Regions from separate parts of the Homo sapiens genome. Here region 2 is linked to region 1. A link is a loop called in an ENCODE intact Hi-C map of the cell type or tissue named here. Cell type or tissue: dorsolateral prefrontal cortex. All regions are shown on one strand. Links, peaks and the distances in the headings refer to the core of each region. The heading gives the core; the rest is flanking DNA. Region 1 overlaps ARHGEF4 (Rho guanine nucleotide exchange factor 4). Region 2 overlaps ARHGEF4 (Rho guanine nucleotide exchange factor 4).

Region 1 (8,649 bases), core at 2,316-6,315:
GTTGCAGCGCAGCAGGGCGCGCAGGGCGTTCCCGGGCGCCGCGGGGCCGCGCCGGGGCTGCGGGGCCCTCGCCATGGCGCCCGGCCTCCCGCTCCGTGCGGCCCCGAGATCCCGCCGCACAGGGCCGAGCCGGTGGCCCGCAGCGCCCGGGGAGAGGCGGGGCGCCTGCGCTCGCGGGCCTGGGGCTCCTCCCGCGAAGCCGGCGCCGTGCGCGCGGCGCCTCCCAGGCCCCAAGCCCTGGCAACCCTGGCAACCAAGCCGGCTGTGCGGGCGGGGGCGGCGGCGGCGGCGGGCTGGAGAGGCTCAGAGGGACCGCGGCGGCTCGGGCGTGCGCTGCGCTGCGCCCTTGGCACCTCCTTGGAAAGGGTCGGGAATCTCCACGCCGGCACAGCAGTCCTGGCCCTGGGCTGGCCAGTGGCACAGATGGCCACGGGGGCGCTCGGGGATGCCCCGGGACCTCCTCGTTTCAGAGATACAGAGGCCAAAACGCCTGGCACCGGCGCTTTGGGGAGGGATGGGCCAGGGACTCTGATTCCTTACAAGGACTGGCCGCAGGCCCCCACTTCACAGATGAGTAAACGTGGCTCTGAAAGGTTAGGGATTCTGCTCAGTCATAAAATCGCGCAGGAATGCAGGGATGGCGGAGGCAGGATTTAAACTCCGGTGGGAGCGATCCACCCTGAGGGGCCCCTCTTCACTGACCGCAGCGTCCGAGCAGCATTGTGTTCCTTTGGAAAAGCCAGGCGTCCAGGGCTTCCTCTGCCTCCACTCGACACAGCCTGCAACCTTAACCCTGTAGGTTTCAAAGCTCTTGTGCAAGAGCTCTCATTCTATCCTTAAGAATGACAGCCCAGGTACAGTCAGTGTGTCCTTCTGAGAGATAAGAAGACTGCAGGGGAGAGGGCTAAACACTCCGCTCAGGCATGGGCAGAGATTTCTGGGCAACAAGCTCAGTGCTTTGAATCCTGGAGCAAGAAGAGTTCCTGGAGGGCAGGGAGGGGCGCACAGAGGGAATGTGTGCAGACTGGGTGTTCCCATGGGAGTGACTTTGTATGCTCTGATCTCTCTGTGTGTGGCCAGCTCTTGGCCACCCCTTGCAAAGATAGGTGAGTGTACCCTGAATGTCACCATCCTGTTGACTGTAAAGCAGAGTGGATGCCACATGTGTGTGCATGTGTGTACACAAGGGGTACCTGTGTGTGCATGGGCATAGGCACCTCTGTGTAAGGGGATACCTCTGTGTGTATATACATATGGGTACCTGTGTGTATGTGGGTGGGGTTTCCATGCATGTGCCTATGTACAACATGTGGGTGCCCGTGTGTGTGTGCAGAGAAGTGTCAGGGATGTGTCCAGAGAGGCTGTGTGCCTCCCTCACATCTGAAGGTTCAGCCTGGGCCCATCCGCCTGGTGTACTGCTCATGCCCAGTTCTTTAGAAAACGCTGGTCTGCAGGTTTGCTCCCCCAAGCTGTCAGGAGAATTGGGGGGATCAGAAGACATCTAAAGTCTCGCTGGTACCCCCAAATCCCAGCAGTCCTCTAGTAAGATGGTGATGTGTCCTCTCATGGGGTGTGGCTTCGAACCCCTGACGTGTGGATGCTTCATTGTGCACCTGTGGCCTCTGAACAGCTGGCCACCCAGAAGGGTACATGTCCTCTGGGCCCTGGGTACAGTGGGTCGGTGAGCTGGATGGCCGGCAAAGGCACTGAGTGCTGGAGGGTCTACAGCAGCCTGCTCGGCCACTGGGCCAGGCCTGGGCAGGCAGGGGTTGGTTCTTCAGCCCCAGCTGAGTGCTGCGCACATCCTCTGCCCCATGCACAGCAGGGCAGCCTGGGGAGGACTGAAGGTGGCTGAAGCACCCCTGACTGAGGACTGAGCAGGGTCCTTCTCCCTGCCTAGGGGCCCCCAGCCTCTATATCCCAGAGAGCTGGGTTTATGGCAGGAACGGCAGTGGTAACAGCTTTCCTATGTGAGTTTCATGACCAAAAACCTAACAGAAAAGCTTGAAGGCAGACAGGGTGTGGTGGCTCACAACCTGTAATCCCAGCACTTTGCGAAGCCAAGGCGGGCAGATCGCTTGAGCTCAGGAGTTCGAGACCAGCCTGGGCAACATAGTGAAACTCCATCTCTACAAAAGATACACATATTAGCCAGGAGTGGCGGCATGTGCCTGTAGTCCCAGCTACGAGAAAGACTGAGGTGGGAGGATCACTTGAGCCTGGGAGGTGGAGGTTGCAATGAGCCAAGATTATGCTTCTGTACTCCAGCCTGGGTGACAGAGTGAGACCCCGTCTCAAAAAAAAAAAAAAAAAAAAAAGAAAAAAGAAAAGAAAAGAAAAGAAAGCTTGAAGGCAAAGGCCTAGGCCCTTGAGGGGTTGGACAGACAGCTCCCACCAGGGAGGGGAGTGGCCCAACTAGGCTGGTGGCAGGACTGAGGTGCAAGCAGAAGGGAGACATAGGTGTCTGGGGCAGATGAGGGGTGAGCCCCCAGTGCTGTGGCTTTGGGAGGACAAAGGGAAGAGGAAAGCCACTTTGGAGGGGCTGGCCACCAGGTGACCTTGCAGCCCTGCGCAAAAGTGGCAGCAGTGGCCCCAAGGGACTGTGAGCTGCTCCTGCCCCGCCTCATGGAGCACCTAAGCCCAGCTTGCTGTCCAGCCTAATGAGGATGAGTACAAGGTATCTGCAGCACTGACAGCCATCAGGCTCCTCCCTGGGGCTGAGGAGGGGGAATAAGAGCCAGGTCAGGACTGGGGAGGGATGTCCAGCGGCACGGGAACTCAGGGAAGACAAAAACACCTGGAGCGAGTCAGAGTGACTCCATGAGGGGTGACCAAGAGCTGGCCTCATGTCCTATAGCATCCTCGGGTTGTCTCATGGAGAATGCCAGGAGAGCAAGGGCAGTGACCCTGCCCTGGGGACATCTGTCCCCAGGCCGGACCTGGCTCTTGTTCCCCCTCCTCGGCCCCACAGAGGAGCCTGATGCCTATCAGTGCGCCAGACACCTCGTGCTCATCCTCACCAGGCTGGAAGACGAGCTGGGCTTAGGCACTCCATGAGGTGGGGCAGAAGCAGCTCACAGGATGCTGCAAGACATGAGGCAGGGGACAGGCTGCTGTTCACAGGTGCCAGTGGGCAATGGGAGACCCTAGACCTCCCCAGCAGGAGCCAGGCCGTCCTCTCCCCTGGTCACATCATGGCTCGCACTGGCAGCACTGCCCACACGGTGGTGGTGGTGGGGAGGGAGCTGGGTGGTCACTCTCACTGACAGGCGCTTCTGGCTTTAGCTTCAGAAAAAGTCCAGGGGGCTTAGGGTGGCCTCAGGCCTGACTGCAGGGGCACAGTGCAGCCCAAGAGAGTCAAGGGGGAGGGCGAGGAACTGGGCAGACAGGCCCAGGCCTGGGCCATGGCCTTGGGGGTAGGCCCTAGAGGGGCCAGTGCTGGAAGAAGAGAGTACACTCCTGGGCACTGAAAACACTCAGCGTCTGCATTCCTTAATTTGCCTGGCAGGGACTGGACACTCACGAGGGGCAGGGCACAGGGAACTCAAGGAATGCAGAAGGAACGAGACATTGTGCCTGTTTGCACGTTCCTCAGGCCCATATGGGACAATGCAGGGGCCCACACAGACACGGCCTGTGGGCAGCTCCCTGCAGGCAGGACTATGGCTTCTGCACAGCTGCATCCTAGGACCTGGTGCGTCCCTGACGCAAGTACTCACTACACACGTTACATGTATGCAACACACACCCACACCCTTTATGTACAGCACGTGCACACACATCTGTGTGCAAGCATAAAAATCACTCCTCATGTACCTGGAATGCAAACTGCCTCGCGGCTCTGCCCCGAGTGGGCCGCTCTCCAGGCCAGAGGGTTTGCATTCGTTCTGCTTAGGAAATTGCAAGGTGGTTTCCCCTTCTGAGGGAGGCATCTGGCTAAATTGTGACCCTTTCTTGTTCATGTTGATGTCAAACATCTTAGATATTCCTTGGCCAAAGCATCTTAGAATGAACAACTTGTCAAGGAACTGAGAGCTCAAAAAGATAAGAAAGGGCCACAATTTAGCCCCTACATATTCTTAGAAAATAGAAGTGAATGTGTGATTTTAGGGCAAGCCAAATATTATTTAGTAAGGACTTTTTTCTGACACCTGTTGCTTTGCTCATCTCTAGATATTAAAGTCACGCTAACCCCCAGCAAAGCTTCTGGCTGAGCCCGTGGGAGTGCTGCCCTGAAGGCCCGGGAACTGGCCTGTCGCAGGACAATCACTTCTTATCTTTTCAGTTTCTGATGAGTGAGTCCACTTAATGCTTCTGGCGGCTCCTAACAGGCAGGCACCACCTTTCCTGAGTCTGCAGTGCAAGCTAGGCACAGTGAGGGCTCCGGTGTCACATCCACCCACAAAACACAGAGATGGCCTTGCTGCAGCGCTGTGCTGGACCCAGAGAGGCCTCCAAGCCCAGGCCTGCCCTTCTTACTGCCTCTCTCAGGACAGCCTTTCTACATGAGGATCTGGAAGCACTGGTAGCCTTCATGAGGCGCGTGGATGCCATCTGGGACAGGAGCCAGCCTCCCCAGCACCAGCCTGCAGCATCGCAGGAGACGGGCTCCCTCTGCCTGACTTCCTGCTCTCCTCTGTGATGTGTGTGTCCTTCTCCCTGGGGACACGCGCCCTAAACGTTAAGGCAAAGCAGCAACACTCCGTCTGCTCAGCAACCTCCAATGCCAGGAGAGACCTCTGAACCAAACAGGACCAAACAGGCGCTTACACAATCCAAATCTAAATTGCCTGCCTTTCCCTCAGAAAGATGACAGAGCCTCATTTTTTGGGTTATTTTTTCAGAGAAGTCCTGGCTCTTGGCCTTTCTCGGCCAAAGCATCTTAGAATGAACAACTTGTCAAGGAACTCAGAGCCCAAAAAAACACCTCTTCGCCAGCAGCAAGATGTGACAATCCATAATTTTATCCTCAGGTAGGAGACACACAACTATGAAATGCAGACACAAGATCAACGCAGCCATAAGGCCAGCCATGGAACCCCCACCTCTCCGGAGTCCTGAGGGCTTTGGTTGGGATGATCACCCTCGTGGTTGGAGATGTACTGAGAGCTCACCCTGCTGGGTGTGTGCAGTCAGTTACCATCAGCCCTGCACAGCCTCACACCATCTGGTGTCACAGCCATGTGAACCAGCTCAAACGGTCACTGCTCAGTGCTCCATGCCCCACATCTGACAGGCCCCCTCGGGGTCCCCCTGCTGGACCGAGCCCCAAGATGGAGGAGGCAGCCTGAGTCTTCCAGAGAAAGTACAACTGGCCGAGTGTGGTGGCTTACGCTTGTAATCCCAGCACTTTGGGAGGCTGAGGCGGGCAGATCACCTGAGTTCAAGAGTTTGAGACTAGCCTGGCGAACATGGTGAAACCCTGTCTCTACTAAAAGTACAAAAATTAGCCAGGTGTGGTGGCGGGCGCCTGTAATCCCAGCTACTTGGGAGGCTGAGGCAGGAGAATCACTTGAACCTGGGAGGCGGAGGTGGCAGTTAGCCGAGACCACTGTGCCAATGCACTCCAGCCTGGGCGACAAGAGTGAGACTCCATCTCAAAAAAAAAAAAAAAAGGAAAAGCACAACCATTCCTTGTGAATTCTGCTTCAGGTGGCATCATTTCAGAACACCTTCCATCCCAAGTAGCTTACGAAGAGGCACTTAAAAAGAAAGGTTTTGTTGGGAAAGCTTATTTACATGTTTATTTTTTATGCACCATGGATTTTGAGTAGCGCATTATTTAACGACTGTTTTATTTTTATTTTTGAGATGGAGTTTCACTCTGTTGCCCAGGCTGTAGTGCAGTGGCACGATCTTGGCTCACTGCAACCTCTGCCTCCCAGGTTTAAGCTATTCTCCTGCCTCAGCCTCTCGAGTAGCTGGGATTACAGGTGCCCGCCACCATGCCTGGCTAATTTTTGTATTTTTAGTAGAGATGGGGTTTCAGTGTTGGCCAGGCTGGTCTTGAACTCCTGATCTCAGGTGATACACCCGTCTCAGCCTCCCAAAGTGCTGAGATTATAGGCGTGAGCCACCATGCCCGCCCTTAATGACTGTTTTAAATCATCATCTAGAGCTGGGCCTCTAGGAGGAGTTCATGGGCCTTTGATTCCACTCCTCTGTCCAGTGGGTAAGGAGGACGCCACCCTCCTCACTGGCTTCTGAGAAGCCCCCCAACTCATTCATTCACAGAAAAGTCTAACTCTTCCAAAATTGATCTCTTCTTAAGGAAAAACCTGTGTGCTATAAGATCCTGGGTTGTCAGAGTCCAGTTTTAATGAAGCAGAAACACACCAGTACCTCCTGACTAGAGAACATGGCATTTGCTATGGGCATGTGCTTGTGCTGGTCAACTGGTTACACTTCCATGACGTTCAACAACACCCTCCAGTTAAGTAAAAGAGGCTGAGAAAGTAGGAGGGTGAGTGAGAAAGAGAGGGGCGTTAAAGCATCACGATTCCTCTCTTATTGGGAATGCAAAGGGAGAACTCAGATGGGAACCAGTTTTGCCTGGATGAGGATTCTCATGGATTTCTTCTGCTTCAGTAGGAATAGCAAAAACACAGCAACTTGCACGCAGTTGTCATAGCAACAGCAATACTTCTGAACTCCTGTTGTCAGGAGAGAAAATGGTTTTTCCCTCAACTTGTTCCCAGCCTGCCCAGATGGCTGGTTGGGGGGTCAGGGGCTGGAGTGACTGGAGAAGCCCTAGCCTCCCTTCTACTAAGTAGGACTCCTCCAGCTGGGATGGCTCTTGACAGCTGCTCACTAGGACAGCCCCATAAGGTGGACCAGCACGCTGGCATTGCATCTGCTCTGTGGGCCTCAGGAGGGCACAGGGAGTCCTGTGTTGGACAAACCGTGCTCTTGACACCACATCCCAAATGAGGACTGCAGGCTGAAACTGCGCTGTGTATGGCCAGCACCACCAGCAGCCACATGGAACGTGGACTGTGGGCATCTGGCCTGCATTAGCGTGCTGGAATCTAGCCTGTAGCCCCAGCCTGTCCCTCCCTCTGCCCGTGCAGCCCTGACCCTACCTCATTGATAGCCAGCTGCTCCCCACCCCCTCCAGGGTGGCTGTAGTGGTGGCTGGAGCTGTGCAGGTCATCATACAGGTCCTCCTCGCTCCCCACTTCGTCAGCGCAGACAGCTGTGTCCAGAGCTCCATCAGGCATGGCTGGAAGGAGAGACAGCAGCTGGGCAAAGGGGGCTGGGCTGGGAAGGGCTGAGGGGAGAACACGTGGAGAAGGAGCCCAGTGGGTTCAGGACAAATGCTTCTTCTGCAGGGGGAGCGTGCAGGTTGCAGGGCTAGGTTCTCAAACCATCCTTGCCACAAACATGTGGCCTGGGTGAAAGAATGCACCAACTCACTCACACCACCACCATTAGTCACCCATCACCCAGTCTACAGCAACTTGGCTGACAAGGAAACATAAGTATTCACCATCACACAGCTCGAGAGCCCCTTAGGTTGTATTCAGTGACAAACCATTTTCCATTGTGTTGGCTATAGTATAGGCCCTTAGGAAAAATGTTAACATTTTGTTATGCAATATATATGTGTGTATTCAAAGAAAACATAGTTACATACATGCAAATATGGTTTGAAATTTAATACAATGAACAGTCCTGATACCCATCACTCTACTTAAGAAAAACACCAGAAACTTGACCTTCCATATCTTGTATACTCCATTCCAGTCCCATTCCCATCTCCCTCCTGTAGAGATATTCAAGAGTTAGAACTTGTAATAAATCATTCTCATGCCTTTGTCTTAGCATTTAGTTCTGTCAGTTATGCTAAGTTTTGACCTTGTCTAAAGGGATCCAGCAAATCCACTCTTCTCTGGCTGGCTCTTTTCACTCAACTGTGTGTGTAGCTGTGATTGTTTCATTTTCACTGCCACACAGTCTTGTGTTGTACGAGTCTTTCACATTTTGTGTGTTGGCTGTACTGCTGGAGCAGGGTGGGTCATTCCCTGTGCTGCTGTGGTGGTGCTGCTGGACAGTGTCTGCATGCCTCCTGGGCATGCGTTGGAGGGTTTCTCTAGGACATTGTTTCTCAACCCTGCTTTCATGACGGCCCCACTAAGGAGCACGTTGTTTTCCTAATCCTTTCCTGCCCCTATGAAATCAATACCACAAATGTATTGTGTATTGCTTACGCAATGTGGCATTCTGGAGAGCCATAAACCATCATAATAGCTAAGATATTTGTCCAGTTGGGGAAAATCACCACCCCTGGTGTGAATTCACACTGCTGAGTGTAGACGCCTAGGTGTGTGTGGCCCTGCTGGGTCCTAGGCACACCAAATAGTTTCCCAGAACCTGAAAGCGGCGCAAGAATGTTCCATCCCTCCACATCCCAGCCAGCTCTTGTGATTGGCATTACGAGACATTTAAATTCTTGAGTCTAATGGGTATGAAATGGTATCTTACTGTGATTTTAATTGACATTTTAGATTACTAATGAGTTGACCTTTTATCTATGGGCCATTTATATTTTCCTTTAATGTGAAGTGTTTATGAGTTTTACCCATTTGTCTATTGAATTGCTTATCTTTAACATATCATTGACATAAAAATATGTATGTATTCATGTAT
Region 2 (8,649 bases), core at 1,599-5,598, 160 kb after region 1:
CTACTGGGTTCAAGCAATCCTTCCACCTCAGCCCCCCAAGCAGCTGGAACTAGAGGCATGTGCACCACCACGCACGGCTCCAGGAGGCATGACTGGGCAAGCCAATGCCTGTTTGGGATCGCTAAGCCTTAGAAGTCTGGCACTCTGGAGAAGTGAATGAAAAGCACATCCCATGATAACTATGTGAAGCAATGCATGTGTGAATTAGCTCAAGTTAGGCTTTCCACAACACATGCACATTTCAAAACATGTTGTGTACACTAAATATATACCATATTTATTCGTTAATTAAAATAATAAATCTTAAAATAAATGATTTTTTTTAAAAAAGCACATCCCCTCTCCACTTTCTGCCCCATGGTTCTCTAAGCTATGTACTCATTTGAGCTGGGCCTATTCTAGAACCCCTGCGTCCCCCTTACCCTGGGAGCACCGCTTCTACGCAGCTCCCTGTGAGCTGGAGGGCATGCACGGAGAGCGGGTTGGAGCCTGTGTGTTCTGAGGACCCCATCGCCACCATGGAGGGCTTCCTCATAATCTTACTTTGGCACTAAAAGCCCCAAGTTAGGAATCACTGTACCTAGACCCTTTTATTTTACTCTATCAAATACATACTAATTCTCTGCCCTGACACACATGACTGCATATATTCACACATATCTAAAAACGACAAATAAGATCCATATATTTGTAAGAGCTGCTGAGCCTTTACTTCAGGAGAAAGGACAACCCTGAAAGATCACACAGGCTTTGGGATCATCCAGAACTGGGTCCACATCCCACCTTCCCCTCTAGTTAGCTGGGCAAGTTACTTTAACTCTCTTAGATTTTGTTTGCTCATCTTTGAGTGGGAGCTAATAATACCTATCTCTTTGAAAAGATGATCATGGCTGGGCGCGGTGGCTCAAGCCTGTAATACCAGCACTTTGGGAGGCCGAGGCGGGCGGATCACAAGGTCAGGAGATCGAGACCATCCTGGCTAACATGGTGAAACCCCGTCTCTACTAAAAATACAAAAAAATTAGCCGAGTATGTTGGCGGGCCCCTGTAGTCCCAGCTACTCAGGAGGCTGAGGCAGGAGAATGGCGTGAACCGAGGAGGCGGAGCTTGCAGTGAGCCGAGATCGCGCCACTGCACTCCAGCCTGGGTGACAGAGACTCTGTCTCAAAGAAACAAACAAAAAAAAGATGCTCATACAAAGTACCTAGCACACAGTCAGTCCCACAGAAAGCGTTCTCTAAGTGCTGGCATTTCCATAAGCTAGGACCTGAGTCCTCCATCCACTCGGCAGCATTCATGCGGTGCTCCTACTGCCTGTCAGGCAGCGTCCTGTGATGCAGCCCCTCCAAACCCTAGGCCGCCTGTGCCCCCAGGAGGCTGTAGAGCAAGACAGACAGCAAACAAGCCATGGCAATCCAGGGTGACACATGGAGGGAATCACCTGCGGGGTGAGGACATGGGGAAAGCCTACCCTATGAGCGGCTGAACCAACTAGAAGGTAAGGTTCCTGGCTGGAGAAAAAGCTGACATTCCAGGTAGAGGTGACATGTTAGGGAAAGGCTGGAGGCATGTGCCACGCAGTGAAGCGGCGTGATGGGAGTTACAGAAAGAGAAAGAGAGCCAAAGAAGAATGGGCTGAAGTTAAATGGTCTTGTCTGCCACACTAGGGAAGCTGGATTGGTGTTAAAGACTGGCTTCCATATGGAGACATAACTAGAGTGGGCATGACTGGAGACCACAAAATATGTTAGGAGGCTGCCCAGAAGCAAGTGTGGGAGCCGGGAGGGAGAGAAATGAGACTGAGTTTGATCCACTTGCGGAATATCTTGGTAGGAGCTATGGGTTAAGTGTGTCCCTCAGAATTCATGCCTTGGAAATTTGATCCCCAGCATGGCAGTGTTGGGAGGTGGCGAAATCTAAGAGGTGATTTGATCATCGGGGGGATTAATGCTGCTCTAGAGGGACTAGGTTAATTCTCCTGGGAGTGAGTGAGTTCTTGCAGGACTGAATTAGTTGCCATGAGAGCTGGTTGTTAGAAAGTGGGGCCACACTTTCACAATTGCCTGCTTTCCCTTCCACTTCTCCACCAGCTGTTGATGCAGAAAGGGGCTCTCATCTGAAGCCAAGCAGACGTGGCTGTCTGATCTTGCACTTCCCAGCCTCCAGAACCATCAACCAAAATAAACCTTTTTAAAGATTACCCAGTCTCAGGTATTCAGTTATAGCAACAGAAAACTGACTCAGACAGTAGGTATCCAGGAGGTGGTCAGATGGAAAAGAGTGATATCGGGGCTGGAGACTGATGTGGGGCCATCGATCTGTAGATAAAGCCAAGCAATGCGCTAATCTAGAGTTTGTATGTGGAGGAACAAGAGAATAAGGCTGATGGAAAAGCCCTAAGGGACAGCCACAAGACAGAAGAAATAGAGCTCATGAGAGAAAAAGAATACAAAGGGAACAAGGGAGAAGGAAAATCAGAATATTTTCTAATTTTAAAGTCATCTTCCAGAGGAATGATGTCAGCAAAATAGCAGACTAGAGAACTCCAACAGAAACATCAAAAAACGAACCAGAGTTGCCAGAACCAACTTTGTAGGAGACCTGGAAAACAACCAAAGCTTATGGCAATTACATGCCATATGCACAACTTGGATGAGTCTCTAGAGAATAATGCTGAGCAAAGAAATTCAAACCCAAAATGGTACATACTATATGGATCCATTTTATACTATTCTTGAAATGAAAAAATTATAGAAATGGACCGCAGATCTGTGGGTTGTCAGCGGTGAAAGATGGGGAGGTGGCAGTGGTTATGAAAGAAGGGCATGACCAATGCTGTGGTGATGGCAATGTTCCATGTGGCTGTCCCTGTCAAGATTCTGGGTGTGAGACTGTGCTAAATTTTGCAAGATGCTACCAGTGGGGGGAACAGTAAAGGGTACATGATAGATCTCTGTATTATTTCTTAGAACTGCATGTGAGTCTATAATTATCTCCTTAAAAAGTTTAACTTAATTATGAAAGCAGTCGTATTCCCACTCACTAGCTGAGTCCTCAGAGTACCCTTTAAGGAATTTTGAGCAGACTTTGTTTATTTGTCATGTAAGAAAGAAAAGGTGCAGAGACATGATCCCTCCAAGGCCACACAGACAGAGGCGTGCTGAGCACACACCTTGTGGGCCTGAGGAGGGCCTGGCCATGTCAGCAGAATGACTTGGGAACAGAAGGCTCCTCAGCTCCCCACCAATGTGCTTCCACCAGGATTCCTGGGACCTGTTTTCCCAACACATGAGGAAGAAACAAGAGGATAAACTGTTGGTACAGCCGCCTTGTAGTTTGTCTACTGAAAAGGAGAAAGAACAGAATGCAACAGAACCACCAAACATCTGCAGGGACTGAGCCTCCGTTTTTGCTGATAGGGAGATCCCCCAGCGTGGGGTGAGTCGCTGGGGCAGAACAGTTGGTAAGCTGCTCGTAAAAAGGAGAGTTAAAAGCTACTTCTTTTAATTAGTGAAAGAAAAACCAGGGTTGAATTGAGGAATTGAGCTGCTGGGCCCAGGATGGCTAAGGCAGAGGCAGACAAAAACATCCACATCCCTCCTGAATCTGGAGAGCCAGCCAGTTTCAAAGCACCCAGGGCTTTCATCAACCCAGGAAAACGTTAGATGCAATCTATCCGGCAGGGGGCACCAAGGAACCCCAAACAGCTGTCACTTCCTGCAAAGCGGCCTGGATGAAATCAGATGGACCAGGGAACTTAGGGGTACCTGGAAATCCAAGACAGTATGGCCTGCACCAAACCCCACCCCTCCAAAGTGTTCATCACCCACCTAGCCCCAGGATCACTCGATCTGGCTTCTGAAAGGCAGCTTGGTATTCTAAAAAGAAGCCGCTAGCCACTAACTGGAATTAGACAGATGTCCTACTTAGTTCTGTCATTAGTTAGCTAAGTAAAAAGTGGGTCTTCTTTTCTTTTCCTTTTTTTTTTTTTTGAGATGGAGTTTCACTCCTGTCTCCCAGGCTGGAGTGCAATGGCGCAGTCTCGGCTCACTGCAACCTGCTTCCCAGGTTCAAGTGATTCTCCTGCCTCAGCCTCCCGAGTAGCTAGGATTACAGGTGCCCGCCACCATGCCCAGCTAATTTTTGTATTTTTAGTAGAGAAGAGGTTTCACCACGTTGGCCAGGCTGGTCTCGAACTCCTGATCTCAGGTGATCCACCCGCCTCGGCCTCCCAAAGTGCTAGGATTACAGGCGTGGCCACCGTGCCCGGCCTATTTTCTTCCTTCATAAGATGGGAGTAATGCTGATGACAGTATTTGTTGAACCTTTGCCACAGGCCAGCCTTATGACAACCATATGAGGTGTGCACTGTATCGCCATTTGACAGATAATGAAGACACAGCACAGACAGATCAAGTGGCTTTTCCCAGTCACACCAGCTAGGGAGTGGAGGGTTTGAATCCGGGCACTTTGGCTCCAGAGCCTGTGTGTGCCCATTCCCCTGGAGACTGGGGAAGGCAGCAAAAGAGCACGAGTGCCCACAGCCCTGCCTTGGCTGCCTGACTCAGAGGCTTGCTGCCTTGCAGCCTCTAAAGGTGTGCTCCACAGGCGAACACCCCAAGCCTCTGCATGCATGCCCCAGGTAGGCATGTGGATGGTGCAGGCATGTGTGTGCTGGGCCAGCTGCAGGCAGGGCTCAGGGCTGGCTCCACACAGGCAGGTGACCACGAGACCTGACCTCAGCCCCCAAAGTGCACCAAGGCCCCGTGAGGTGCTGCTGCTCCCAGCTGACACATACGGAGTTTGTGTCCTGGCCCATTCTTCTCCTCTGCTCCTTTGTATCGCCTCCCTTGCAACCCATAATCCCGAAACAACAGGGAAATTCTTCCCTCTGCTGAGGATCTGGCAGGAAAACAGTCTCCTTTCCAGTGACTTCTTTAGAAACCCCATTAAAAGACTTGCAGAAGTCAGACAAAAGAACTTGCCAGCAGTAAGATTTGCGATTGTACCCAGTGGTCACGGGGACGGGACACACAATTGGCGTGATTCAGCTCAAACGAGGAGGTGCGGAGGAGGGCTGGGGATGGCAGGAACCTAAGTCCCGGAAAGGGGCCTGGGCAGGGGGCCTGGGGGGACCCTGCTTTGGATAGAAGTACCTGGGGCTGCAGGAGCCACCAGGGCTGGGTTTCCCAAGACAGCCTCAATTTCAAACGTTCATCTGCCGTCAGTCGCATGCTCCTGGTGCCTTCTGGAGTCAGGGTAGGCTTTGCAACAGGGATCAGGATAGGGTCACGCCTGATGCTGGGCCCATGTCGCTCACACACCCTCTCTGCCAGCTCCCTGAAGCTTGAGCCCTGTGTTTTGATAACAAGCAGAGGAAGAGCTAATCCACTTTATCAACATGGCCAACTGCTAGAAATAGGCTTTAACTCATTTTTATAAGGCTAAGCCTATTTCCAGCAGAGGAAGGAGCTAACAGTTTATTCCCAGCTGGGCCGATTGCCTGCCCTGACCTGAACCGCGCTGCGGTGCTGCGAGGCCCTGTTGCTCCATTTTGCAGATGCACAGCTGGTGTTCTGCTAGGCTGAGTGCTCACCTGAGGCTCACAGCTGATAGGCATGTGCCAAGATCATCATGACGCTGGATAGGCTCCCACACCCACCCTGTTCCATGGATCTTTATTTGGGGGGAAGAATTAACCTCAAAACCAGGGAGATAAGGTCTCTCCATTTTTCCTTCTCCACTGGCAAGAGTTAAGAAAAAGTGCTTGATTTTTCATTAATGAGGGTTCAAAAGGTCTCCAGTGTAGGGGAGAGTGGACCTGAGTTTCCCAGGTTGCTGGCATGAAGCATCCCCTGAAATAGTGTCCACAGGATTTGGAAGACAACAAATGAAGGGATGAGTGATCAGATGATTTTGGAAATGCTATAAAGTTAGATTTTTTTTCCTAAAAATTTCTGAAAGCAGGTGTGTGTGTGTGTGTATGCATATATATATGTATGTATATATGTGTATATATATATGTATATATATATATTTTTTTGAGACGGAGTTTTGCTCTTGCCGCCCAGGCTGGAGTACAATGACTCGATCTTGGCTTACCGCAACCTCTGCCTCCCGGGTTCAAGCAATTCTCCTGCCTCAGTCTCCCGAGTAGCTGGGATCACAGGTGCCCACCACCAAGCCTGGCTAATTTTTGTATTTTTAGTAGAGACAAGGTTTCACCATGTTGGCCAGGCTAGTCTCGAACTTCTGACCTCAGGTGATCCGCCCACCTCGGCCTCCCAAAGTGCTGGGATTACAGGTGTGAGCCACTGCGCCCAGCCTCTTTGAAAGCCTTTGTATATTAATGAGCATTTTAAAGCTCTAGGTGTAGGAAGCTGAGGTTTAGAAAAATCCTTTATCCAGGCCATTGTGGGGTTGAGAGAGCTGACCTGTGCCCCAGCTCAGCAACCCACAGGCGGGGCCCCTTTATGCCCCCCAGAGGCTTTCATGGGTAAAGTGAAGTGACTGTTGGAGCTCGTCTCCCACTGACACCCATGACTGCAGATATGCTTCTAGGGAGCCCCTGAGCACACTCTGATGTTCACCACGGCTTACCTAGCACCAGCCACTTCCTCCGCAAACCTCAGTTCCTGGGCTGACAGCACTTAGATCTAGGAGAGCTGAGGAGGCAGGAGACCTGGAACACCTGCCCCACCCTACCCTGCACCTAGCCAAGAGTCAGCCAGCTTCGAGCTCCCCTGGGAAGCCTTCCCTGCTTTCCCTTCTCTGCCACCACCGCCAACCCCCATGTCTCGCTGGGTGACCGTCTGCTGCTTCCAGGTTACTCTGGCTCATCTTGACCATAGCCTTGTAAGAAATTAGATACCTGGCACATAAGGAGCACCCCCAAAGTGAGTTCCCTTCCCCTCCCCAGGGATGGAAGACCTTGGTTTCCACCCTGGCTTCATCCCTGACTGTTGGTAACTGGGGCAGTTGTTTCATTCTTTGACCCTCACTCACTTCAAGGTGCATGGTTCTGAGAAGGTCATATGAGATTGGGTGCAGGAAAATGAGGGCCGCACAAACACAAAGCCTCAAAGGGAAGGAACAGGGCTGAGGGCCCCTTCCTGCCCCCTCTCCTGGGCAGTGTCCTGGCAGCTAGGGACCCTGGAGGGCTCCCCTCAGCTGAGCCATCCCCAGCCCTGCCCCTGTACACTTCATGCCCATTCCTGCTTTTCCATCTCAGCATGCCCGTTGCTCCATCTGAAACACATCCCACTCGTGACATCCAGTCCTACCAAAGGGCCTACCCTGCTCCCGGGGGCTAGGTCCCATCTCGTCTGTTCAGCGTTGTCCTTGCCCCTTCAGCCTACCCTGGGCTGGGGAGGAGGTGCCACAAGAGGGAAAAGCAACAATACCCATGGAAGAAACAGTGGGCAGGCCTCCCACCCTCCAGCAGCGTCTTTCTCTGAGGCCCTGCAGGGGTTGACAGCAGAGGGCGAATATTGTTCTCAGTGGCAGGGAGACGTTCACACTGCCCCAAAACGCTGAGCCTCTTCAGCAGATGTACCCAGAAAGGCAAATAATGGAGCTTTTCAGCTGTTGCCAGAGCCAGCCTGAGAGCTCAGCGGGTCCCGCTGGCCACACCGGGTTCCACGGAGGGGGCCTTGTTCAGCACCCCATGTGTGCACACAGTGAGGGTCCAAGAAACAGCTCTGCTCCCAGTCTGAGCCTCTGGCCCCCAAGCTTAACACCGAAAACACAAAACCATTCTCCACCTTTTCCTTTCAGGGTTTCAGGTGGCCTCAGTAAGAGGCGGCCGTTCCCTAGCTGAGGGACGACTTGGTCTGAATGCGGATATGTCAGCTCCCCGCTCTGGCCGGGCTGCCCGTGACTGCTGCCTGGCATTCCCCTGCCTCACTAGCTTCCTTTCATACCCTCTCTTCTCTCTAACTGCAGAGGTCATTGTTCCCCAGCAGCTTCTACACTCCTTCGAATTCTAGACACAGTCCCTGAGTCATCTCGTGCCATCACAGATTCAAGCACTGCCTATGTGCTGGGCACAATCAAATAGCTACTGCCAGCTGCCTTCCCAGACTCAGGGGCCTCACTGCTCACCAAGATTCCCTGCTTATCTCAGGGGTAACTCCCTCTTCAGTCAGTGACACCACCAGTGACCCAGCTGATGAAGGCAGAGACCCGGAGCCCTGCGAGACTTCCTCCCTCACCCATTCCACATCTATCCGGCTCCAAGTTCTGTGGGTTACAGCTCCTGAGTGTTCTTTCCTATCCTCACACCACTGCCTCTGCTGTACCTTCCATCACCGGCACAGATTACTTCTCAGCTTCCCAACCACTCTGCAGGCCTCCACCCTTACTCCTCCTACTCTCTCTGTGGCCAGACAGATCTTTCTAAGCCTCAAATATGACAGCTGTATCACATCACTCCCTCCAATCAAAATCTGTGAAATGCCCTCTTGGTAGGCTGAGTAGGGACCCCCAAGATGTCTGTGTCCTAAGCCCAAGAACCTGTGACTGTTGCCTTTTAGGGCAAAAGGGATGGGGCTGAGGTAATGAAGTGCATGAGATGGGGAGATAACCCAGATTATCCAGGTGGTCCCGATATGATCACCGGAAGGTGATGTGATGCTGGAACCAGAGAAT

Evidence for each region. A loop is a pair of places that touch in the nucleus more often than their neighbours do. Peaks named below come from ENCODE experiments on the same cell type or tissue, not always from the same donor. Only the 100,000 strongest peaks of a DNase experiment are listed, where the experiment ranks them.
Region 2: a loop joins it to region 1, with 2.3 times the contacts of the local background. A loop is called at or near these places in 1 of 110 quality-filtered maps.

The regions. Positions count from the first base shown.
Region 1 is chr2:131,026,518-131,035,166 of GRCh38, reverse strand. It overlaps ARHGEF4 (Rho guanine nucleotide exchange factor 4), which reads right to left. Exons shown (of 14, transcript NM_001367493.1): 5 at 7,083-7,222. It overlaps SMIM39 (small integral membrane protein 39), which reads right to left and starts at 75. Exons shown (of 1, transcript NM_001414894.1): 1 at 1-75. The coding sequence starts at 75. In dorsolateral prefrontal cortex, for the core only: a CTCF peak has its summit at 4,608; a DNase peak (open chromatin) is centred at 4,586; H3K4me3 peaks cover 322 bases; H3K27ac peaks cover 767 bases.
Region 2 is chr2:130,868,931-130,877,579 of GRCh38, reverse strand. The region is part of intron 1 of ARHGEF4 (Rho guanine nucleotide exchange factor 4); the gene reads right to left. Among named protein-coding and RNA genes, the nearest start is that of ARHGEF4-AS1, 36 kb to the right of the region's middle. In dorsolateral prefrontal cortex, for the core only: CTCF peaks have their summits at 3,484 and 3,688 (motif pointing right); DNase peaks (open chromatin) are centred at 3,689 and 5,059; H3K27ac peaks cover 3,812 bases.